Regions from separate parts of the Mus musculus genome. Here regions 1 and 3 are each linked to region 2. Evidence: chromatin loops called from intact Hi-C (ENCODE). Cell type or tissue: left cerebral cortex. All regions are shown on one strand.

What was found. A loop is a pair of places that touch in the nucleus more often than their neighbours do. Peaks named below come from ENCODE experiments on the same cell type or tissue, not always from the same donor. Only the 100,000 strongest peaks of a DNase experiment are listed, where the experiment ranks them.
Region 1: a loop joins it to region 2, with 2.8 times the contacts of the local background. A loop is called at or near these places in 4 of 42 quality-filtered maps.
Region 3: it touches region 2 in a loop (4-fold over the local background); 3 of 42 quality-filtered maps call a loop at or near these places.

Annotation. Positions count from the first base shown.
Region 1 is chr4:107,939,294-107,947,293 of GRCm38, forward strand. It overlaps Gm40221 (a long non-coding RNA gene), which reads left to right. Exons shown (of 3, transcript XR_867994.1): 2 at 4,309-4,456; 3 at 7,234-8,000. Among named protein-coding and RNA genes, the nearest start is that of Gm40221, 5.8 kb to the left of the region's middle. In left cerebral cortex, a CTCF peak has its summit at 4,052 (motif pointing right); DNase peaks (open chromatin) are centred at 149, 1,784 and 3,102; H3K27ac peaks cover 450 bases.
Region 2 is chr4:108,053,404-108,061,403 of GRCm38, forward strand. It overlaps Scp2 (sterol carrier protein 2, liver), which reads right to left. Exons shown (of 16, transcript NM_011327.4): 14 at 2,036-2,165. Among named protein-coding and RNA genes, the nearest start is that of Gm23354, 16 kb to the left of the region's middle. In left cerebral cortex, no CTCF peak of the experiment used is centred here; DNase peaks (open chromatin) are centred at 4,052, 4,933, 5,725, 6,794 and 1 more place; H3K27ac peaks cover 3,776 bases.
Region 3 is chr4:107,979,276-107,987,275 of GRCm38, forward strand. The region is part of intron 2 of Slc1a7 (solute carrier family 1 (glutamate transporter), member 7); the gene reads left to right. Among named protein-coding and RNA genes, the nearest start is that of Slc1a7, 15 kb to the left of the region's middle. In left cerebral cortex, a CTCF peak has its summit at 4,589; DNase peaks (open chromatin) are centred at 461, 4,538 and 5,509; H3K27ac peaks cover 452 bases.

The DNA.
Region 1 (8,000 bases), 110 kb before region 2:
TCTGGGTTCCCCTTCCTGTACCTCCCCTCCCTACATCTCACCCACCAGGTTTAAGGAGGACAGTAATGTGCATCTTCTTGGTGGAGGGTGGAGTGGGCAGGGAACAGGTGGTGTGTTCAAATTGGCTATTTGAGGACATTTGAGTAAAGGTCAGGCTTACAAAGATGTGAAGGACTCATAACTAGGGAGTCCCTAAGTTGCCTAGTAACATGGGCATCATCATCACCAAGGCCTGCCACCTCTGCAGTGGTTACTTGCATGGAGAGGCCATGTGACCTTGCTCAGAATATACCCAGCCTTAGGTGGCCCCAGAAGAAGACAGCAGTGGGATATATGGCAACCCCACTTTCCTGTCTTCTTCGTTCTAATCCTACCCTCATGATCTGCGTGCACCCCACCTGAAGCTGAAGACCAGCCCTAGTGTGTCTTCATAGGTCAGCTTCTGGGATGGAGGGACAGGATGGAGAAGGCAAGAGGGGATGTGAAAGAGGACCTTGGAGCCACTTGGAATAGTGGCAGAGAGCTCTCCCTCTCCAAGCCTGCCCTTCTCTTCTCTCCCTCAGAGCTGGGCAGAGGAGGAGTGGGGCACTGTTAACCTCAAATCCCTCTCTGAGGTATCTGCTGTGTGTCCTTAGGCCTTGATGCTTTCACACAAGAGGAGAGCCCCCGCCTCCTCTTCTGTCTCCCCTTCCTCCTCATTTCCTGGTCCTCTCTACTTCCTCTTCCTCTCACTCTCTTCCTCCCCTTTCTCTTTTGATTTTTATACAAGGTCTGACCATGTAACTCTGACTGGCCTTGAATTTGTAATCCTCCTGTCTCAGTCTCCTGAGTGCTAGGTGTCTGGTCCCAAGATATCCCTTTTCCCAAAGTCTAGCCTTTAGAAAAAAGCCTGCACCCTATCAGGGACTTCGGAAAATAGCTTCTACCTGTTTAAAGGAAGGGTTCTCCTTTTCTTCCATTAACATATGCCTGAGGTGCCCATTCTCATATCCTAGACCTGTGGTTGCTTCTAGGCTCCTTCAATCTCTACTCAACAGATACTTGTTACACACCTGTTCTCCACCCCAGTTTACATGTTCCCCTCCACCCAGGTAGCCGTTCTCCTTTAAACCCTGGAAATATGACACCCTGTATCCCCAGTCCCCTACTCTCCACCCCCACCGCCACCCTCAGTTGGTCTCTCTGTTTTCCCTAGAGACACCCTTGGCAATTTGGACTAAACTTTTCCCTTTTTACCCACAGAGTGTGTCTGTTTTTACTTTTTACTTTTCTTTTTAAGCAGTCTGTAGAATTTTATTAAGCAGTATTACCGAAAGCATGAGTTTTCTTTTTTCCCCATTAATATATTTGTTTATTTGCTTTACATCCCTATGACCACTGCCTCCCCTCTTCTTAATCCCTCTCACACAGTCCCTCCCCCACTCCCTCCTCTTCTCCTTTGAGAGGGTGGAGGCCCACCTGGGTATCTCCCAACCTTGGCACATCAGTCTCTGCAGGGCTAGGTGCATCCTCTCCTCCTGAGGCCAGACAAGGCAGCCCTATTTTGGCTTCTTTACTGCACCCATTTCAATCACTAGGAATACAGACTGCACTGGTATGCTCTATTTCTGGAGCAGTTAAAATCCTCTGTACTAGTTCACGCCAACTGAAAGTTTGCTGGCACCCAGCGCTGCACCGCTCCCCGAGCCCCTCCATAGCTCTACTGCAGTATTTCCTACATATTTAATTTACTCTTGTGTGCTTGTGTGTGTGTGTGTGTGTGTGAGTGTTCATGTGTGGGAGTGCAACTGTGTAGACCAGAGAACAACCTTGGGTGTTGAGCCTTGCCGTCCACTTTGAGAAATGGTCACTTGCTTACAGCCACATATGCCACAGTAGTTGATCTTCCAGGTTTTGAGATTCTCCTGTGTCCACCTCCCACCTCTTCTCCAACCTCCCCGTAGGGCATGCCTGGTGAGTGATGTGTGCTACTATGTTGGGATTTTATGTGGGTTCTAGGGATCTGAACTCAGATCCTCCAATTTGTTCAACAAGCTCTTTACCCACCTAGGCACCAACCCTTACAGCAAGCCACAAGGAGCAAGCCAGAGGAAATTAAGTCTCTGCTTCCAATCATGTAACCATCCCAGGACAGTGGCCTACAGGAGAGTGAAGGCAAGACATGGCCCCCTCCCTGAGGGGGATGCAGTCCTGCTGTGGAGAGCAGATATCCAGTGTGATCCACGTGTGCTGGGGAGTGAAAGGCATTGTGGGTGCACCATGATGATAAATGGTTCTTTCTCTAAGATGTGCATGAAGGTTGCATGAATGTGGTTATGTTGGTGTTGTTTTACGAGGGGGTGGGAGTTGAGACAGGATCTCCAGCATTCCAGACTGGCCTTGAACTTGCTATGCTGCCGAGGATGGCCTTGAACAACTGGTCCCCTTGCCATAGGCTGGCTGCTTTCTTACATTAACATGATACAGCCTATAGTCATTTCAGAAGAGAGAATCTCTATTAAGAAAATGTCCTCACCATATTGACCTATAGGCAGGCCTGTGGGACGTTTTCTTGATTCCTCATTGATATGGTTAATGATTGATACAGGGTGGGGGCAGCCCATTCACCATGGGCAAGCGATCCTGGGCTACATAGAAAAGCAGGCTGAGCAAGCCATAAGGAGCAAGCCAGTAAACAGCACCCCTCTGTGGTCTCTGCTTCAGTCTTTACCCCACGTTCCTGCCCTGCTTGAGGGCCTGCCCTGACTTCCCTCAGTGATGGAGTGTGACCTGAGAATTTAAAGCTGAAAGAAACCCTTTCCTCCCCATGGCTTTTGCTCATGGCGTTTCACCACAGCAACAGAAACCCTGACTAAGTCATTCTGCTTCCTGGATACTGGGCTTACACGTGTGATGAGTCTTAGGGGACCACTGGTTTCATCAGATGGATTGAGAGGAGAGGCCACACCAAACAACGGACATGGAGATGGCTCTGGAAAGGGCACAGGGGGCTGGGAAACAAGAATCCTACTATAGATGGAACAAGAAGAGGCAGAGGGGTGAGAAGGCAGGGGTGGAGGCAGGGCCGTCTGGGGCTTTTAGAGTCCTCCATGACGCACACTTTTAGACTTCCCTCAGACAGAACACGGGGTGATCAACCAAAGCCCCCAAGTTGGATGTTACGTTTCATTTGCTCAGCTTGTCCAAACACAGCCATAAAAAGAGCTGAACGGAGCTTGAAAAGGATGTTTGGAATTTCAAATTTCTTTCTTTCTTTCTTTTTTTCTTAAAGGCAGACACAGAACTGTCTACCACGCTCAGGAAACAGGATTCTCCCTGCTTTGGGAGGCATTACGTGTGCTTCACAGAGCTGGGAAGATGGAAAGTGGGGGTCTCAGCACTGTGGGCCAGAACAGGATTTGAAGGACCCTCCTAGGGAGCCTCTTCCTTTGTCTCCGCTGCCTTCTGCATCTCTCTGTATCTACCCACAGCCCGTCTACCCTTAATCTAAACAACTCGGAGATCCAGGGACATGGGGGAAGGATGAAGGTGGTTGGCAACCAATTTTATGAGCAATAAATTTGAGAGAAGGAGCTTCTGTGATGCTTAGTTCTATCGTAGCCTGAGGCCAGGGTTAGCCACTCCACCCTAGTCGCAGCCAGCCAGCTTCAGCATAGCGCGGTGACTCACGCTGTTCCCAAGGACTTACAACTCCATTTGAGATGAGGTCTTGTTCCCTATGTAGCCCATGCTGGCCTCCAACTCCTGATACTCTCTGTGCTATGATTACAGGGTGGACCATTATTACATCTGGCTATTGCTTCTGACTTCTTACTACAATCTTTGTGAAATTAGACACACCCCTGTCAGAAAATCTACTTCACAAGAAAACCCCATTCTGTGCGCGCATGCGTGCAACATGTATCACACAGAGTGTAGAGGCTTGATGCTGGGGGTCTTTCATAATCCGTTTCCATCCTTTTTTTCATGAACAAGTTTTTTTCAATGTATGGTTGTTTGGATGACATGTATGTGTAGCGGGTGTCTGCAATGCTCAAGGAGGCCAGAGGAGGGCGTTGGATTCTCTGGGGTTGGAACTACAGATCTGGTGCTAGGAATCAAATCCGGGTCCTTGGGAAGGACCAGTGTTCTTAACAGTGAAGCCGTCCATCTAGCTCCTCCACCTTGCTTTTTGAAACAGGGTCTCTCACTAGAGCATACAGATCAGTTAGACTAGTGGCCAGCAAGCCCCTGGAACCCTCCTGTCTCCATGTCCTCAGCACTGTGACTATAGGTACAAACAGCCTGACTTTTTTTTTTTTTTTTTAGCATGGATGCTGGATAAGGAACTCACATGCTCAAGCCTTCACAGCAAGCATGTCCCCAACTGAGCCATCTCCTTGGTTCAGAAGATTCCATTTTCTCAAGAATTCAGAATAACTAGGAGTTAACTGGGCATCTCACAAAGAGTGACAAGGTAATCCTGGGTTTGTTTATCTCTGTGAGCATACTCTGAGAGCAAGCATACTTTGAGAGCATGGGTCTGTAGCAGGACACCCCCTGCAAACTAGAAGGGGATTTATGTGTAGCGTGCACTGCATGGAGGGAGCTGCCCTGGCTATTACTGTTCAACTTCAGAGACAATAGCTACCGGTGAGAGGTAGGAGTCTCAGAGCACTCGGGCCACTGAGGAGAGGCTCTTGGAGGAGGTAAAGACCACGGGCTAGCAATTCAGAACTTGCTAGAGCAAGGGAGTCACCTACCATCACTTGTATTTGGCATAAATTCAAAGGTAAGCCAGAATCAGGAAAAGTTTATAGTATAAAAAAGACTCCATGATATAGTCTTGGCCTTCATCAGGAAGGTGTGTGTGTGTGTGTGTGTGTGTGTGTGTGTGTGTGTGAGAGAGAGAGAGAGAGAGAGAGAGAGAGAGAGAGAGAGAGAGAGAGAGACTAGAAACATTTCTTTATGTGATTGCTTGGGAACATATTTGGCAGTCTCTAGTTGGCCTTTAGTTGGTGGTGGGGGCGGGTGGAACGCTGCCAGCCACTGCCCAAGTCCTGACTGTTCTTGGCAGATTACTACAGCAGAGCTGTGGCTCCCAGGCTGAGGGCAGCAGAGACTGGCAACCAGAGTTCAACTGTCCTATGTCAGCAATGGCAGGGCACCAGCCAGAGACACAGCTCCAACTGTATCTCTGACATCTCAAACACCCTGAAGAGTTCTTTTTGGATACCTGTAATGCCAAATCCTTGACTTTGCCTCAGAAAAGACTTTCAGCCTAAGCCAATATGCAGCAGAGTTGGAGTTTATTATTTAAGCACAGGAACAGAGAAAAGAAAGTGGCTCAGGGCAAGAAGACCTGCCCTGGCGTGGGGGTGGCCTTCTCCAGAGAGTCACAGTTCATTTTCACCACATACATAGGATTTTCAACTCATACATAGGAGTTTGGTGAGTTCTGGAGTCATTACCTTCAAAGAGCCGCTAAGAAATTCGAGATCCCAGGGTAGTTTCTTCGATGTACAAACAGAACTTCAATTTGTAAGACTCTAGGGCCCAATGATGCTCTCAGCTTCATGCCGCAGAAGCACCTGAATGTCCCTGAACCCTCTGGCCTGGAAAGATTGGTGTCTATGCAGCAGCCACCTAAAGCTTGGGGAGAACTTCCTGAAGCTGCTGATGCTCTCACAAGGAAGCCTGCTGTAGGGTCGACCAGTTGTCTTAAATGTAGAGGGTGCTCCCTCTGAAATAACAGCAGAAAGTATAGTACTGTGGCAAAAGTCAACTAGCAATAGTGCCACCTGTTACCAGTATCAGGTATCAGTCTCCATACAGAGCTGTGTGCAGTTTTCCACAATCACCAGAGCGTAGCACCACCACAAACACGAGAGTCATGAGTTGTACAGTGACTTAATGGCTATATATACCTTCATAAGGCGAGAGCAATTTCAGATCTCTGTCAAATATGTGGTCCCCTGTGACCCTGGGCTGTTTGTTGAACCATATGCTCTCTATATATGTATGCATATAACCACTTTAACTCAGAAATATGAAAAATCTGTGTCTTTTTTTTTTTAAGATTTATTTATTTATTTAAAGTACACTGTAGCTGTCCTAGACACTCCAGAAGAGGGAGTCAGATCTCGTTACGGATGGTTGTGAGCCACCATGTGGTTGCTGGGATTTGAACTCCTGACCTTCGGAAGAGCAGTCGGGTGCTCTTACCCACTGAGCCATCTCACCAGCCCAAATCTGTGTCTTAATTAGGGTTTCTGTTGATGTGACGCAATACCATGACCAAAAGCAAGTTGAGAAGAAAAGGACTTCTTTGGCTTACGTGTCTGAATCACAGTCCATTGAGGGAAGCCAAGACAGGGACCCAAATCAGGCAGGACATGAAGGCAGAAGCTGATGCGGAGGCCATGGAAGGGTGCTGCTTACTGGCTTGCTTCCCATGGCTTGCTCAGCCTGCTTTCTTATAGAACCCAGGACCAGCGGTCCGGGGGTGGCCCACTCACAATGGGATGGGTCCTCCCCCCATCAGTCACTAATTTTAAATGCCCTACAGACTTGCCTGCATATAGCTGGATCTTGTGGAGGTGTTTGCTCCTTGAAGGTCCCTCCTCTCAGATGACTATAGCTTGTGTCAAGTTGACATAAGACTAGTCAACACAAGGTCCTCACTGAAATGGAATATTACATCTCTGTTATGGAAAACAGCTACAGGGATCATTGACAATGGCAGTGAGTAGTAATTAAGAACAAGACCGAGCGTCCCTGAATAAATATATATCATTTGATTTGCCAATTTAAAACAATGGGCTGGGGTTGGGAAGACAGGTCGGGAGTAGAGCAGTTGCTTCACATGAAGAAGGCACTAGGTTCAATTCCCAGTACCAAACCAAACCAAAACCCCAAAACCTAAAATGAAATTAATGAACTATATTAAGAAGAAAAATAGAACAATATTGTGTAACATTCTTGTCTTCTGATAAGCCCAGATGTTTAACTTTTTACAATTCTTTACTGCTGGGACTAGAGAGATTTTTCATTGTTTAAGAGCCCTGGCTGTTCTTGCAGGGTTCAATTCCCAGCACCCACATGATAGTTTGCAAACATCTCTAACTCCAGTTCTGGATAATTTGGCACCCTCTTCTGGGCCTCACAGGCACCAAGCACACACGTGGTACAGAGACATACATGCAGGCTAAACACTCATACACATAAAATTTTAAAAAAAATTTTTTTTTGTAGGTTAATTATTCTCAGCTGTCTCTGGAAGATAGGCAGCAATTTTTTTTACCTAATCTCCAGGAGCATGGGGAAGAAAACGGTGAGTGAGTGAACATTTTTATTGCTTAAATTTATTTCCTTTTATTTTTTGAGATCCAACTTTGTAAATCAGGCTAGTCTCAAACACCTTGGCCACAGTGAGCCTCTCTGCTCAGTCTCCCAGTACTAGGACCACAGACACACACCGCTGCCCTGTGCCAGCTGGGGGAAATCACAATGCAAGCACCTTAAACTTCAGTATCTTTGCTGGATCCCGGTGAGCCTGTCCCGGAAAAGTGGGACTATTTATGAAGGGGATCCTTGCAATTTGAAATTTGTCTTGGGTTCTTACTATAAAATCTTCGGGAGTCTCCAGTGTGTACCATGGCCCTGTTTCCAGACTGAAATATGACCTGATAATGAGATAATAAGTATTCCAAGCTGGCCTCATCTGGTTTTCAGTATTCTCTTCTATGAGTATCACATAGATGACAGAAGATGGCTGGTTATTTCCAAGGAAAAAAGTTCTTCCTTGTAAGTGAGTCAGACTTACAAGTTCTGTATGTGAAGATTTTGTTCTTGTTGTTGGTTGGTTGGTTTTCTTTTGTTTTTGTTTTTGTTTTGTTTTGAGACAGGGTGTCAAGTAGCCCAGGATGGCCTCAAAGTTGAGCTACAGCAAGGATGCCCTTGAACCCTGACTTCCTGCTTGTACCTCTCAAGTGCTGGGGGGCACAAGTATGTATTCCTAA
Region 2 (8,000 bases):
GATCACGGTAAAACATACTTTAAGGGGAGAGAGGGGCCCAGAGCTCTGTTTCACACATACCTCTAAGATATGTTACAGGTTGCCATGGTTTAATGCGTCCTCTAACACAACTGAAATCTAGTTTCTGGTATAGCCGTATTAAGTGGCAAAGCCTTTTAAAGGGGCTAAGGGCCACAAAGGCTTTGCCCTCAGCAATAGATTGATTCCATTTCCTCAGGCACAGGCTCCTGAGAAATGGAAGGGTTCAGCTCTTATCCTGCCCCCCTGTCTGGCCACTTCTCCTTCCCTCCACTGCCCCAGAACACAGTAACAAAGCTCTCACCCCAGATGCGGCCTCTGGTGGGGTCCTAGCCTCTGAGACTGGGAACCAACTAAACTTAGCATGTCTCTAATTTCCCCACTCTGCGATATTTTTGTTATAGAGGTAGAAAGACAGGTGTCCTCATATACGTGTCAGCTAAACAGCTATGCAGCCACTTGAGAATCCAGTGGTGGGCCCGTACAGAACACAAAAACCTGGGAGTCATCAGCAAACTGTTTTTAAGACTCGAGGATACATGAGATCCCCGGGGAGTGAAAGAACCAGAGCTAAGCCTTGCAACACCCCAATGCCTAGAACTGAGGAGATGAAGGACTTACCAAGACAAGCCCAAATGTGCAGCCAGTCAATAAAAAACCCTGCACATGCGATATGGAGGCTGGAATTAACCACTGCGTCTAGCGAAGTGGCAATTACTAAGGACCTCGGCAAGAACAAGTCTGGGAGAGATCAGAGAAAAGCTAGGGAATGAGTTCAAGGAAGGACTGGATGAGAGATCGGGGAGGTAGTGAACAGCCAGGTCTCCCAAGGTCATCAGCCATGCTCTACAGTGTGACCTCGGGCTACCAAAAGGAAACTCTCTCAAGCCCCACATATATTCTATGAATAAGGCTGTTTACTGGTAAGAAAACCAAAGTTTGATGTGCTGCTAATTTTACAACAACTTGAAATAAGCTGCAGTCACCTAGAGAGGAGAGAACCTGGATTAAGAAAGCAACTCCAACAGACCAGGCTGTTGGCAGCCCTGTACGGCATTTTTTTAGTGATGGGCGTGGGAGGACCCAGCCCATTACGGGTGGTGCACTCCTGCACTGGTGGTCCTGCATCATCGTATAAGAAAGCAAACTGAAAGGACCCTGATATAGCTGTCTCGTGTGAGGCTTTGCCAGTGCCTGGCAAATACAGAAGTGGATGCTCACAGTCATCTATAGAATGGAACACGGGGTCCCCAATGGAGGAGCTAGAGAAAGTACCTAAGAGCTGAAGGGGTCTGCAACCCTATAGGTGGAACAACAATATGAGCTAACCAGTACCCCCAGAGCTCGTATCTCTAGCAGCATGTGTAGCACAAGATGGCCTATTCAGCCATCATTGGGAGGAGAGGCCCCTTGGTCTAGCAAACTTTATATGCCCCAGTACAGGGGAATGCCAGGTCCAAGAAGTGGGAATGGGTGGGTAAGGGAGCAGGGTGGGGGGAGGGTATGGGGGACTTTTGGGATAGCATTTGAAATGCAGATGAAGAAAATATCTAATAAAAAAATAAAAGAAAAAGAGAAAGCAAACTGAGCAACATGAGGAGTAGGGCAGTAAGCAGCCTTTCCACAGCCTCTGCATCAGCCACTGCCTCCAGGTTCCTGCCTCCAGGTTCCTGCCCTGCTTGAGTTTCCATCCTGACTGCTTTTTGATAATAAACTGTTATATGGAGGGAATAAACATTTTCCTCCTCAAGTTGCTTTTGGCCACTGTGTTTCATCACAGCAACAGAAACTCTAACCAATACACTCAGAGGGGCTGAATAACTAGACCAAGGTCAGGTTGGAGTGACAAGGCCAGAAATCCAAGCCACATGTCTCTAAGTCCCACTCTAAGACTAGTATCTCTTGTGTGGTGTCCCCGGCTTTGGAGGGGGTGTCAGAGCCTTTATCTTCCCCAGGACTGAAGAGCTGGAAGCCGTGTGAACCTACATTGCTCTAGGGAAGCCACTGTGGTACTGACCTGAATTGGGAAGCACAGATCCTTTGCCATTCTTCACATCCACCACCCAGGTAGCTTCTTTGCCTCCAGGGCCATCTTTCACTTTGAAGGCAAAAATGCCACCGATTTTCTTCACGAACTGTTCCCCTTCCTGGAAGCAGAAGTGACGTGAGGAATTACCATCCTTCCCTCCTCTGACTTTAAATAAATACTTAAACAGGTGAATGATGTGAGGAGCTGAGATGGCAGAGCCCGTGAACACCCATTTTATTTACTCAGGAGTCAGAAGGGAAGGGGCAACATCTCCCCCACCTGTCAACTCTGTAAAGAAGGGGCAGCGGCCTGGAGCACCTCCTGGGACAGAGCTTGCTCCTGTCTAGGAGCCTGAGCTTCAAAGTCAGTTCCTTCACTTCTAATTTGGTTCCCCACAATCAAGACTAAAAATGATTCTGAAACCGCTTTCTCTAACAGCTCCATTCCTGTCTTAGTATAAAGGACTACGTAAACAATGCTCCATTTGCCTTGTAACCTGGGTCTTGGGAGTGCAGTGGCCTACTACAGATCATGTCACTGTGATCTCTAGCAGATGGTTTCCTTCTCCTTCCCACTTCATTCTCACTCCGCTTTCTGCGTCTTCTTGAAACATGGCCTCAGACTCTGTGCTAGGAACCAAGATCACAGCAGCGAGGGAGTCAGACCAACCCAGGCCAGCAGTGCTCTGTACTGTAGTGACAAAACCTTCCAATGACACAGAGCTGCACAGTGAGCAATGGAAGACGACGGTGGCACATGCAACTTGCCCTAAAGAAAAGCAGCGCTGGCAGGACGGCTCAGTGCTTGCCTATGACCCGAGTTTAGTCCCCAGACCCATTATAAAGGCAGAACAGCTGCACTAAGCCGTCCTCGGACATTCACAGGTGAGTCACAGCACACATATCCCCACCACACCACGTACATAGGCACAGGCTCTAATGGTAAATACATTTCTAGTTAAAAAAGGAAACCAAGGTCCAGAGAGGTGGCTCAGTGGTTAAAAGTGGCTACTCTTCCAGAGGACCCAGGTTCAGTGTCTCACAGCCATCTGTTAACTCCAGCTACAGAAGATCCAATCCCCTCTTCTATCCTCCATAGATACTCGGCATGCACATGGTACATAGACACGCATGGAGGCAAAACGACAAACTCATTTAAGAATAAATTAATTAAAAAAAAAAAGAAAACCAGCCAGGTGTGGTGGCACATGCCTTTAATCCCAGCACTCGGGAGGCAGAGGCAGACGGATTTCTGAGTTCAAGGCCAGCCTGGTCTACAAAGTGAGTTCCAAGACAGCCAGGGCTATACAGAGAAACCCTGTCTCAAAAAACCAAAAAAAAAAAAAAAAAAAAGAAAACCAAAATTGGTACAATTTTTGATATCTTTTTTAAAGAAAAGAAACACATTCATTGTAAACAAATTAGCAAATATAAATAAGCAAAAAGAAAACATAAATCATTTCTAATTTTATCCTATAAAGAAACATCACAGCTGCTATCAATTCCATCCTTTTTCTCTACACAATAGTTTTAAAAGCGAGTATGATGGCTGAGCCTGGTGGTGCACAGCCTTTAATCCTGACACTCAAAGCTTGAGGAAGACAGATCTGTGAGTTCCAGACCAGCCTGGGCTACCTAAGCAAGTTCCAGAAGAGCCAGGACTCCATAAAGACACTCTGGATCCAGTGGAGTGGTATGGACGGAATGGTATATGCATGGAATCCCAACTGAAGGTTCAAGGCCAGCCTGAGCTAACAACTGAGCCCTAGGCCAGCCTAGGTTGCACAGCTGAGAATCTAACCAAAAGGAGGTGGGGACCATCTACTTTTATATCCTCCTGCCTCTGCCTCCCGAGTGCTGAGATTAAAGTGTACATCACCACATCTGGTTTGTCCTTTTCTCTTTCAATAGAGAAAAATCTTTATGTGTGAGTGTGTGTGCACATTTTGGTTTTCTGACATATGGTTTTACTCTGTAACTTAGACTGATCTCAAACTGGCAGCCGCCTCCTGTCTCAGCCTCCCAAGTGCTGCTATGGTTACAAGCAGGAGCATCTGTACCCAGCAACAGTTCTAGCTAAATTTATTCTTAGGGATTTTTACAGTGTTCTTGTTAATAATATATCTTCATTATATTTAATGGCTGAGTTATTACAGACACATAGAAAATATGGTAATCTTTTTATGCTTTTTCTGGACCTGGCTACTTTTAAGTTTTCCTTGTCCATTTAGGACTTAATGGCCTGCAGTAATTTATATATCCAGGGTTCTTCATCCCTATTCTTTCCCTTAACAAAGATTTAAAGTGTTCACTGTATTCACACTGTAATGAGCACCTGAAACACTCAAATGCTTATTTCCCTGGAGGAATTTACATCACCTGACACCACAGTCACCTCTGTTTCTATGTGTGCAGAACCACGGCCCTAATTTGTGTTCTCTTCTTCCTTCCCACTCTGCGTGTGTGTGTGTGTGTGTGTGTGTGTGTGCGCGCGCGTGCGTGTGTATGTTTATACATGAGCAGTGTAACAATAACTGAAGTGTAATTCAGACCCTACAAAATGCACTTTTTCACAGTATACAATTTAGTAACTTTTTTTAGTGCACTCTAAGATGTGTTTGACAGTTAATCTTCATTATCAACTTGACAGGATTTAGAATCATAAAGAAAGACACACCTTGCTGAGTGTTAGTGCATTTCCAGAGGTTTACTAGAGAACCCCCACACCAGATGTGGGTGGCACTATCCCATGTGCTGGGATCCCAGACCAAATCAAAAGGGAAGCGGGCTGAGCACTGGCTCTTCTCTCTGGGCTGGAGCTCTTGGCCGTGGCTGTGCTATGACTCACGCTCCTGCCACCATCCCTCCCACCATGCCCAGACGGTATCTTTCTTAAACCAGGAGCCAAAATAAACCCTTCCTTCCTTCGACAGCTGTGTCACGTACGTGGCCACAGTGATGCAGAGAGTGACTAATAAACAACGTGCAACCTCAACATCACTACTCTCAGAACATTCTCACGTTCTCATGTGAACTAACAGCCCTTGCAGTCAGTCGCCATTTTCTGATACTAGCTTCTGAAAACCACAAACTGGCTTATTCTGAATATTTCCTATAAATAGAACCATACAGTGTGCTCTTTGTGAGTAGCCTGTTTCATTTAACATATTCTCAAGGTTCATGCTGGGTTGTGTATCAGCCAGTACCTCTCTCCTTTCTATGGTAAGATAAGACTCTACTGAATATGGTTACTTGTTTAACTATTTATGTTTCTTGTTGTGTGTGTGTATGTGCATTTTCTGTGTATTTGTACATGTACGTATGGGGGTGCTCACTCATGCAGGCACAAACAGATGCCAGCAACTGATGTCTTTTTCATCTGTCTTCCCATTTCATTCATTCATTCATTCATTCATTCATAGACAGGGTTTCTCTGTGTAGCCCTGGCTGTCCTGGAACTCTCTATGTAGAGCAGGCTGGCCTCAAACTTACAAGGATCCACCTGCCTCTGCCTCCTGAGTGCTGAGATTAAAGGCGTGCGCCACTCGGCCCAGCTTCCACCTTTCTGAGAAAGGTCTCACTGGACCTGGAGCTCAATGCTTCAGCTAGACTGGCTGCCAGCCAGCTCCCGGGATCCGCGTGTGTTCTCTCAGCTTTAGAAGCCCACCCACCGCCAGCCACACTCTGCCTTTGCACGGGTGCTCAGGGAATCCCAGCGTGGGTTCTCGTGCTCAGGAAGTCACGGCTTTACCCACTGAGCAGTCTCCAAGTCCTCTTCTCCTTGTCTTCATTTTGGTTTTATGACTACTGTGGACAGAGGCTCTTCTTCTCTTGCTTGGGTCGAGAGTTAGGAGGGAATTGCTGGATCATAAGCTGCTTAACTCCTCGAGGAACTACCAAACTTTCAAAACACCAATACCCCACAACCCTACTAGCATTGAATAGGGGTTCAAATGTCTCTACATCCTCACTACTGATTCGTATCCTCACTACCTTTTATTAGTCAGTTCACTGGTGTGTCAGACTTTTTCTTAAATAGTTCCTTGGTGTTCCAGAAAGCAGTCATGGGTCTTACAGCAAAGTAGCTGTTCTAGTCAGCACCCACTTTCCTCAGTAGTCATCTCCTTTCAGTACTACGGATCAAACTTGAGCCAGGTTTCTTCTGGGGCCAGTGGCCAGTGACTACTTCCAGATACGTCTGCCTCTGCACAGCGCCCCACAAACCAGCCAGAGCAGACACCAATGCGTCCCAGCAGGAAGATCCAGGCAAGCATTAAGAGGTTCTACCGCTTACCTCTCACTGCCTAAGAGATGTAAATTCATGTGCACGTGCTGTTCCTTCTGAAGAACCAACTGACCCTTTTACAAAACCCATACTCTGTGGTCAATACATCATTTCCCTTTGAAACGGGAGTGAAAGTAGGTAAGAGAGCTAAAAAGAGAAAAACACAGTTGCAAAACTGGAGATCATTTCTACCAAGAAGTCTTAAATGCCTCTTGTGGGAGAAAAAGTACTCTCGGAGTGGACTGGAGGCCAGAGAGCAGGTGCTGCTGGGAAGGCAATGGGACAAAAAGGGCTGAATTCTAAGAAGGCCGGTGGAGCACTGCTGAGGAAGACAAAGGTGGAAATGAAACCTCAGCTGGGCTGCCTCCGCAGAGGCAGAAAATGCATTCACTGACAAAGAGCCCAGACTCCCTTTCTAGCGCTCCAAGCACCGAGGAAACTGACGATCGTGGGAAGGAGACACAGACTGGGATAAGGGGGTGAAGGAGTGCAGAACTAAAGTGAGAGCGGAGGCATAGGCTTGCACTGCGAACGGCCAAGTGCAAGCCTGAAACAGCCCCTCTTTGTTAGTCCCAGTAAGGAAGCCCCCCTTGACTATCCCCAGCCGACCCGACTGCAGGGTGGATAATCTACCCAATCTTCCGATGTGACCTCGGACTAAGTCCTCATAGAATTCCTCATTTTACTGCGGACACAATAATGAAAGGCATTCAAAACACAGCCATGGGCTGCCTCCTTCTGACTACGCTGGCAAAGATGGTTATATAATAAGCCAATACAGTTTTAGAGAAGCTATAGAAAAAAAGCAGCTATTCGCTTGAATTGTTAGTAAGTCTGCAGAGCATTATCCTTTCTGGTGGGGTCTGGCTAGTCTAAACTGTAAAATGCACACACTTACTATCCAATTCTGTCCTTTAATTAAACTAGTTAGTATTTAAAGTACAGGAGGAAATTTATAACAGCAACGCTGTATTTGCAAATTTTAGATATAATCTATTATCATAAGAGGCCAATTAAATAAGTTATGGCACATATGTACAAACATGTACAATGTTCTGAAAAACATGTAAAGGACTTATTGACACGGCCATAAAGCATCCAAGTGAAAAGAGAATGAGGTCATCCCCTAAGATGGCAGCCTGGCAGTCCTGCAGCTCCTATCCCAGTGCCGTGCCTGCAGCCATCAGTCTGGTTCTGCTCCAGTCCCAGAAAGGTGTTGATTTTTATGAAAACCCTGGAACACTGGCTAGGCACACTAGTCACAGTGCAGTCAGACGTCAGAAGTCCTCAGCACATGAAATGTGCCCAGTGTTGGCCTGTCCCTCTGTGGCTTTAGCAGGAGTGAAATGCCAGCCTAAAAGCCTTGACTCCTGTTGTTTAGTTCAGCCTATTCTCAGATGTGTGATCTGAATTGTGACTGGGACGGTAACTGTGTCTGGTTTGATCTAAAATCTAAAATCAGTAGTGAGCTCCCAGGAGACTACTGCATTCCAGACAATGAAGTAAATACCTAATCTTGCTACAGGTACCTCTTTTTTATTGTCTTTGTATGGCCTCTTTCTATCAAGAACTAATTATGGGTGTGCTGGAGAGATGGCTTAGCATTTAAGAGTACTGGCTGTTCTTCCAGAGGTCCTTGGTTCAATTCTTGGCACCCATATGGTAGCTC
Region 3 (8,000 bases), 74 kb before region 2:
TGGCTGCCGGCTACTCAGCCCTGCGCTGGGGATTGCAGATTCAGAACTTAAGTCTTTGAACTCAAGTTGCTCCCAGGCTGCAGACAACACTGGCCAGGGAAATGCAGTTCCCTGGAGCTAAGGAAGTGAGATAGGTTTCCTTCTGGGTGGCTTTATGTCCCTTTGCTTTACTTCTACTGTCCTTGCTGCTTGGGCAGGTAGTCAGGGCACAACACGGACCCTGTAGTCAGATTGGAGCTTCACCCTGGCCTTGTCACTTGGCTCAAGAAAATCCTGTTTGGAAATCTGAGGCCTTACACCTTGTCTTGCCTCCATTGTCTTTGGTGTGGGCTAAGCCACTTGTCCCCAGCCTGTGCTTCTAGTGACAAGTATCTATCTGTCCAGCCTCTCAGCTTCTAACTCTCTCCACTAGACCAGAACACTCCTCCTGCTGGGCCTGGAATGCTGCCTTAAGTGAGTAAAGCCCATCTGTTCGTGTTTCCTGTGTTTGTTGTAGTCAGGGCTGGTGCAGGGAAACCTTGCTGTGGAGAAATGGATGCGCTTTAATGGTTCCTGTCACTGGAGAATGAAACCATTGTGGGAGAAAATGACATATTGCTTTTTTTGTTATTGTTTTTCCTGGTCTGGAGCTCAAATCCAGGGTCTCACAAAGGCTAAACAAGTTGTTACCACTAAGCCACATCCAACCCTTCTCCCCCCAATGATGCGGTCCTGACCCCCCAAACATCTCATTCCTGAGCCCTCCCTCTTTAATTCTTAAACAAGTCCAGGGTCTGTCCTCCATTCACTCTGTCCCTGAGCAGCCAGCCCTGGGCTGATGTTCCTACCCTGGAGCACCGCTCTGGAAAGGGTACCACACAGGTTGTTTCCAGGCACAGCCAGCCAGAAGCACTGTTCTGACCGAATCAGATGCCAGGCCTCAGCGGACTTACTCCACCAGAACTAACAAGGGACTCAAAGTAGGGTGAGGTTTCAAAGTCTATTAAAAAACTGATCGTTTTGGGTTCCAGCCTCCTTCCAGCTGGACAGCTGAAGAACCTGGCTTGAGGGGTGCTACACCTCCACCCCAGGGGCTCCTGGCTGTGCCCCAGGAGTTGGTGGCTTTCTGTAGCATCTGCTCCAGGGAAGCAGAGGACACAGCCAGCTCCAGTGAGATACCAAGTCTTACTGTTGGCTCCTGTTTCATCTCCAGGACAACTTGCCACCTGGAATCATGCTGATCACATAGTCATTGCTAAGCACACCACACACACACACACACACACACACACACACACACACACACACACGTCCTTGTGTCTTCTCACCTCACGCCAGCTCACTCTCCTGTCTGTGAAATCCTCCTGCCTCCTTGTTTGTCGGTTGCTATGGGCAACAACCTGTGTCTTCCTCCTGTCACATTTGTAACCCTGGCCATGTCAGAACCACCAGGTAGGTGAATTTCCAGTCATATCTGACTTGACTTACACCAGGACCAGAGTGCCTTTGTAAAGCCCAGTGGTGACAGCCAGGCAAGGGAGCATTTCTCTCTGGAGTGGCCACTTATCCCAGCAAGGAGTGACTTGTTGGTGGCGCTCTTCCATTAAAAGGGTTGAACACCGGGTCCTGGTGGCACTGGATATGTCTTCCCTGTCTTTCACACTGACCTCTATCTGGTATTCTCTGATGCAAGAGACTGCAGAGGGAGGGGCACGGCACTGAGAGTGAGGATGCTGTGGAGGGCCCCACCATCTGGGAGGGGACAGAGTCAGGAGGAAAGTGAGGTGAGGCCCTCAAGGCTTGGTTGCCATCCACCCCTCTCAGTTGTTCTTCCACAGTCTTTTAACCCTTGAGCCTCCTTTGTCCAGGATCTGCTCCAATCTAGCCCTCAGCCCAGGAGACTGCAGCCTGCCCTTAGCCATCTACGGCTATGGGAATCACAGGGAGGGAGGGGTGCATGAAACTGGGATTCTCCAGGGTTCCAGGAAAAAGCATGACTTTTGGGGTCACTCTCTAGATGTGTGTGCGCCACTTCTCAAGAGTTATTTATTTCAGGTGAGGGGTGAAGTGCATGCCAATGAGAATGTGGAGAGGTCAGAGGACATTGTAGGATTTAGTTCCCTCCTTTCAACACGTAGCTTCCAGGGAAAGGACTAAGGTTACGGGTTTGGGCGGTTCCCACCATTAGACCCTGAACTATCTCACTGGCCCTTAGATGGGCATGGGAGCCTCAGCAGCACCTGCAAAATGGGAAGGTCACCCTGCTCACAGGGCTGCTGGGAGAAGGCACATGACCCAGCACAGCCCGGTGCATGATGGGTGAAGCAGACTTGTTCCTAATTTATTAATGCATCTCGAAGATGTTTCATGAACCCTCTACCTCTGTTTCTGCTGTCAGGGGTCATAGCATCAACAACACACATGCCACCTCCCCTGGGAAGTCCTTCTTGACAGAGACACTGATAAGGCCATTCATGCGGCTCTGGACCTCCCAAGTGGCACAGCCGCTCTGTGGTCTCACTGATTCGGTCATGGCACCCTGAGCTACGCCTCCACGAATTCTCAGAGCCACTGCCCTCTTGTTTTCCTCTGCTCTCTCGGTCCTACAATTCAGCAACACCCACCCAGTTCTCCGCTCCCACAGACACCCCTTGCTCTAAGTCAGTGGGTCACAAAAAGAACAACTTCCCAAGCAGCTGGGAGAGCATGTTGGGGTATTCAGTTTCCTTTGTCTGTTAGATCCAAAGTCCAAGCCTGGTTAAGTTCCTCATTTTGTTATCTTGGTGTCCCGTGGGGTTCCAGTGTAGGGTCAACTGGGCCTCTTCTGATCTGGGGGCTCCCCTGTGGAAGAATCTGCCTTTAAGCTCCCCTCAGATCTTGGGCAGAAGTTCCTGAGGGCCCAAGGGCCCAGGTTCTGATATTTTTTGTTTGCTTGGTGTGTGTGTGTACACACACGTGCACGCGCTTATTGTTATTACTTTGAGACATGATATCCTGTAGCTCAGGCTACCCTCAAAAATTAATATGTAACCAAGGGTGACTTTGAACTTCTGATCCAATTGCTTCCACCTCCTACGTACTGAGATTATAGACCATCACCACCACATCAAATGGTAGAGATTAAACCCAGGGCTTCCTGAGCCTCTTTGGCAACTTACGCAAGGTCAGTTGGGCTTGCCTTATTTACTGACTGGAAACCACAGTTCAAGTGAAGCCTGCTATCTTGCTCTTGAGCCCTCCACCCCAGAGGCTAAGGTCAGCTTCTTTCACTCAGTAGAAGCTTCAAGTAGCTCAGAGGGTGTCTTAGTTAGGGTTTTATTTCTGTGAAGAGACACCATGACCAAGACAACTCTTATAAAGGCAAACATTTAATTGAGGCTGGCTTACAGGTTCGAAAGTTAGCCAAATATTATCATGGCAGCTACCATGACAACATCTAGGCAGGCATGGTGCTGGAGAAGGAGCTGAGAGTTCTACATCTTGATTCAACTGCCTCCAAGAACAACTGTCTCTTCTGCACTGGGTGGAGTTTCAAAGCCCACCCTCACAGTTATGCATTTTCTCCAACAAAACCACACCTACTCCAACAAGGCCACACCTCCTGATATTGTCACTTCCCATGGGCCAAGCATAGTCAAACCACCAGAGGGGTTGTGTGGCTGGCCAGCCACTGTGGGGCTCTAGATCCTTCTGCATGTGTCTCCATGAATTGCAGCCCTCATCAAGCCTGGGAAGACATAAATCCCTGCTCCAGCTACAGAGATGATGTGGCCTCTTCCTCAGTCATCCCAACCATTCATTCTTCATTCTTCTTCAGACTCCTAAGCATACCCTGAGATTAACACCCTGAGGGGTTGAGCCTCAGTTTCTCCACTCCTTCCTGGGTCTCCCCGAGGACCTTTCCTGCCAGCTGGCTTCATGAGCTTTCTGGTGTACACTGCCACTCACTTCAGTAACAAGAAGGGTTCAAAGCTTAAGCCTTTTCTTGAACAGGGTCCTTGAGCCTCTATTGCAAACTGATCTATCTTTCCACACATTTGCAGTTCTTTCATCAAACCACAAAGAGTCCCTTGCCCTGGCCAGCAAGCCCCTCCTCACCTCATACCTGCCACTGAGAAATTTTTTCCTCAAAGTGGAAGTGGCTGCAAGAAGACCCCCTGTCTCTATCACTGAGTATTGGCACCTCATTCAAAACTGAAAAACTCCCGTGTCACATGACAGTGATGGTCTGGCAGACAGAATCTGTTACTGCAGTATCCTTAACCTATGTCAGGCCCTCCCTGAGGGATGCTGCTTAAGTGGGCAGCAAGTGGTTTGCTATTCTGAGCTGTGTTCTGCAATTCTATCCATCCTTGATTCCCTTCACGTATGCTCCTGGACCTAGAAACCATCCTTTCCCACTTTACCCCAGCAAGGATGCTCTCTGTGCATAGCCCTTTCCTTTCACATTCATAGACTGACAGAAAAAAGAAAAAACCACCCACAGTTTTCTGTTCCTTTAAGTTCTTGAAGGATACCTTCCTGGTTCTTCCACGAAAACAAATCTGCTTCCTACTTGTTTTGGGTTTTATTCAACAAAATGTCATAAGAGTTTCCACCCTGTACCAGTGCCTGAGGCTCTTGTTACACACTTCCACTGGGGGCTGCAGCTGAGCCTTCCCATCCTGGTTCCTGCAATGCTCCTAGACACACCACTGGGGCTATTTATTTATTTATTTATTTATTTATTGCATCTAGGGCTCTGTAAATGACATAGCCTCAGACTGTGTTATTTACAGTGTTCTTAGCCTCTGCCATAAAATAGATACAGAGTAAGTGCAAATTTACAAGGCAGGGCCTACCAGGTGGTGTGTGTGCTCAAGTGCCTATGTGTGTATGTGTGTGTGTGTGTGTGTATGTGTGCATGTGTGTGTATGCGTGTATATGTGTGTCTGTGTCTCTCTGTGTGTGTCTATGTGTACATATGTGTGTGTGTGTGTGTGTCTGTATCTGTGTCTGTGTGTGTGTGTGTGGCCCATTGTGGCTTCACCAGGGTTAACCTTAGGATGTCAACTGTGCCTCGATTTCACACATCCACAGACAAGAACAACACAAAAACTGGGGGTGGTTAGTCCAACATCTGGATTCAGCCAGAGCCTCCAATTCTCCCTTGTCCCCCACCCCCCATCCTCCTCCCCACCCCTCTCCAGTTTCTCAAACCAGGCATCATTCAAGGAAACTGAAGCCATGTGTTTGTGATTCACTGAGGCTGAACAAGGCAGGGTGTTTTGTTAGCTCTGCCTCATAGAGATGTCACATGTGTGTGTGTGTGTGTGTGTGTGTGTGTGTGTGTGTGTGTGTAGCAAGTGTGCGATGCATTCATATGCCCACGTAAATATTGTTTTCTTTCCTGTTTCTTGTAAGAATTTTCAACGGAAATTTCTGAGAATCAGGAAATCATGTTTGGTCCAAAGTGTCTCCCCACCCATTCTCCCCCTTGCTGAGGCACTCTAGTTTGGCAGACTGCTCCACACACCCACGTTCTGACTCCTCGGAGATGGGCTTGGGCCAAGCAGTCTTGAAGTCTGGTTTGGGAGCCAGTATTCAGAGCAGCTTCTCCAAGCTTTGAGGCAGGCTGCAGGCTGGAGGTGGCCACAGACTAAATGTCAAACCTGGTATTGCCTGCACCTCTGGATTCAACCTTAAAGTCGGGCTAGCCTTTCTGAGCTAGGCCCTGCCACTCCTTCCATGGGAGCTGGGAATCTTTCTTGTCTCCCTTGCCTCATCAGCTGAGATCTTTGCTGATCAAGAGAGAAAACACAGCTCAGCTAGGAGCTATATAGTAGGGCAGACCTTCAGCCCGGGGACTCAGAAAGTCTCCATCCATCCTAGATGCCCACAGTCTTACTTCATCCCTTTCTGCTTCCTGCTCACCTTCCCAGGATTCAATTGGGCAGCCACCTCTGAGAGGGTGGTTTCCTCATGGGTTACCGATTGCTTTTGGTCTCTCTCAGTCACGGTGGTGACCCAGAGGTCTGTTGTTACACTGCAGGCCTTGTACCTGCTAAACAAGATTCCCAGTGACCACAAACCCCTCATTCATTTCCGGGACCCCCAAATACTCAGGGCAAGTACCCAATGTAGTTGGTGTGATAACATGTATACAGCGAAGGGGAGATGAGTGGTTTTGAAAGAGTTCCTACCATCTTCCTATGGAGACTCACTGCCAAGGAGAGACTCAGTCAGACAGCTCCATTCTAAGCTTTGGGACAGACCCCGTCAGCCCCGAAAGAGGAGTGTTAGGAGAAACTCCTCTGTATGCCCAGGGCCGTCTCTTTCCTCAGGAGCGGTCTTTCTGAGCAAGGTCTGGTCCTGGCCAGTCTGGCAGGTATGTTTAGCAAGTCATTACTCCTGGTGGAGCCTGTACCCTCCTCTCCTCAGCCTTCTGTACCATGAGGGAGGGAGGCAGCTCTATAGGATCCCACCTAGGAATCAGAGAGGGTTGTTCTGCACAGCTGCAAAGGGAGGCTGTATCTACAAGAGATCCTCTCCCCCTGGAGGTAGATTTTTTTACCCTGGCTCCAAGAAAAGTACTTCCTAATGAACAGAACCAGCCCGTGGTGGCTGCTGACCCAGTGTGGTATAAGTAGAGGCTCGAGGGGAGTTTCTGCACTTTGGAGGGATTCCTGGGACCAGATGGCCCACATTTTAGTGAACTGGCATCAAGACATCCTGCCCCAAGCCTTAGAATTGCTTGGGGGATTAGGGGTGTGGCAGAGCCATCTGGGAAGTGGAACTAGGCGCTAACGTGGCGCTTGCTGTCAGAGACTGTGCCTGCTGTCTGCTAGGGAGTGGGTTTTAGAAAGGCTGACAGGAGACCCTCTCACTCATGGCCCAGACCCCTTCTTAGTCATACCTCCTTGCCTGCAGGGTAGACTTCATATGGCCTGAGAACTCAGCTAAGGTCAGACCCAAGGCCTCACTCAGCCCAGGGACTCAGGTTCATTCCTGTCCTCAGGTCTGCTGGTAGCAGGAGTCCTACTGGACACCTGAGTGCTCACTATGTGACTTCAGTAACTTGCTTCCAGTGTCTCAAAGAGGTTCATTGCAGGGTAGGGTGGTGCTGACATAAGTTACCTCAGGCACTGAGTGAGGTTCCCAGAGCTCCCTATCAGCTCCAGTGTCCCAGGTTGCTGTCCTCCAGGCTGCCCTAGGTGCTTTTCCCTAAAGCCTTTGTCTCTTTTACTGCCAGCTGCTGTGTGAGGGGCACTGCACCCTTCCTGTCCCTTTCCCAGTGGGACTCAACCTCAGGGCAGGTTTGAGGCAGCCTTGAGCCCTCTGGTTAATGGCCCCAAGTCCCCGGTGACTCATCAGGTTATCAGCAAACAAACTGCCAGCAAACAAACTGCCAGCGTCCCCTTCCCACAAGTACTGCATGAAGCAGCTCCTTCCCGCCCCTCTCAGTGGTCCCACTGCCCAGCACTTGAAGCTACCTGCACTCCAGCGCTTACCTGTGTTCCATTTTATCGCTCTAGCCTGCTGGGGTCCTTCAGCTAGCTCATCAGCTGTTCCTTCCAGCTTGCCCTCTACAAACCGGGTCCACATGGTGTCGGTGGCCTTGGCCAAGCCATTGATAAAATGGGTAGGAAGAAGACTGAAAACAGGCCCTGAAAGACCCTGTCTACTGTCTGCAACTGTTCTCCAACTCCATCTGATTGCTGACACTCCATCTGTTTCTTGAGTCCTAGTGCCAAGTACTTCAATGCCCAAAACACACAGCGCCAGGGAACTCCCCTCAGCCTGGCCAGGGGACCAGTTAGCTCAAGGGACCAGTTCAAAGGGACCCTATGCTTAAAGTCACCAGAACCCCAAACTGTCCTTACAGTTTGGTCCAGGGCAACCACTAGTTTAACATCACGTCGACAAACCGACACTCAGGTCTAGTCAGGCCCTGGGTTCTGGGGGCCTAGACACAAGCCAGATTAAGGCCTACTCTGGGAGAGATCCAGAAAGTCTACTGCTTGCTATGTAGTCTAGGCTGG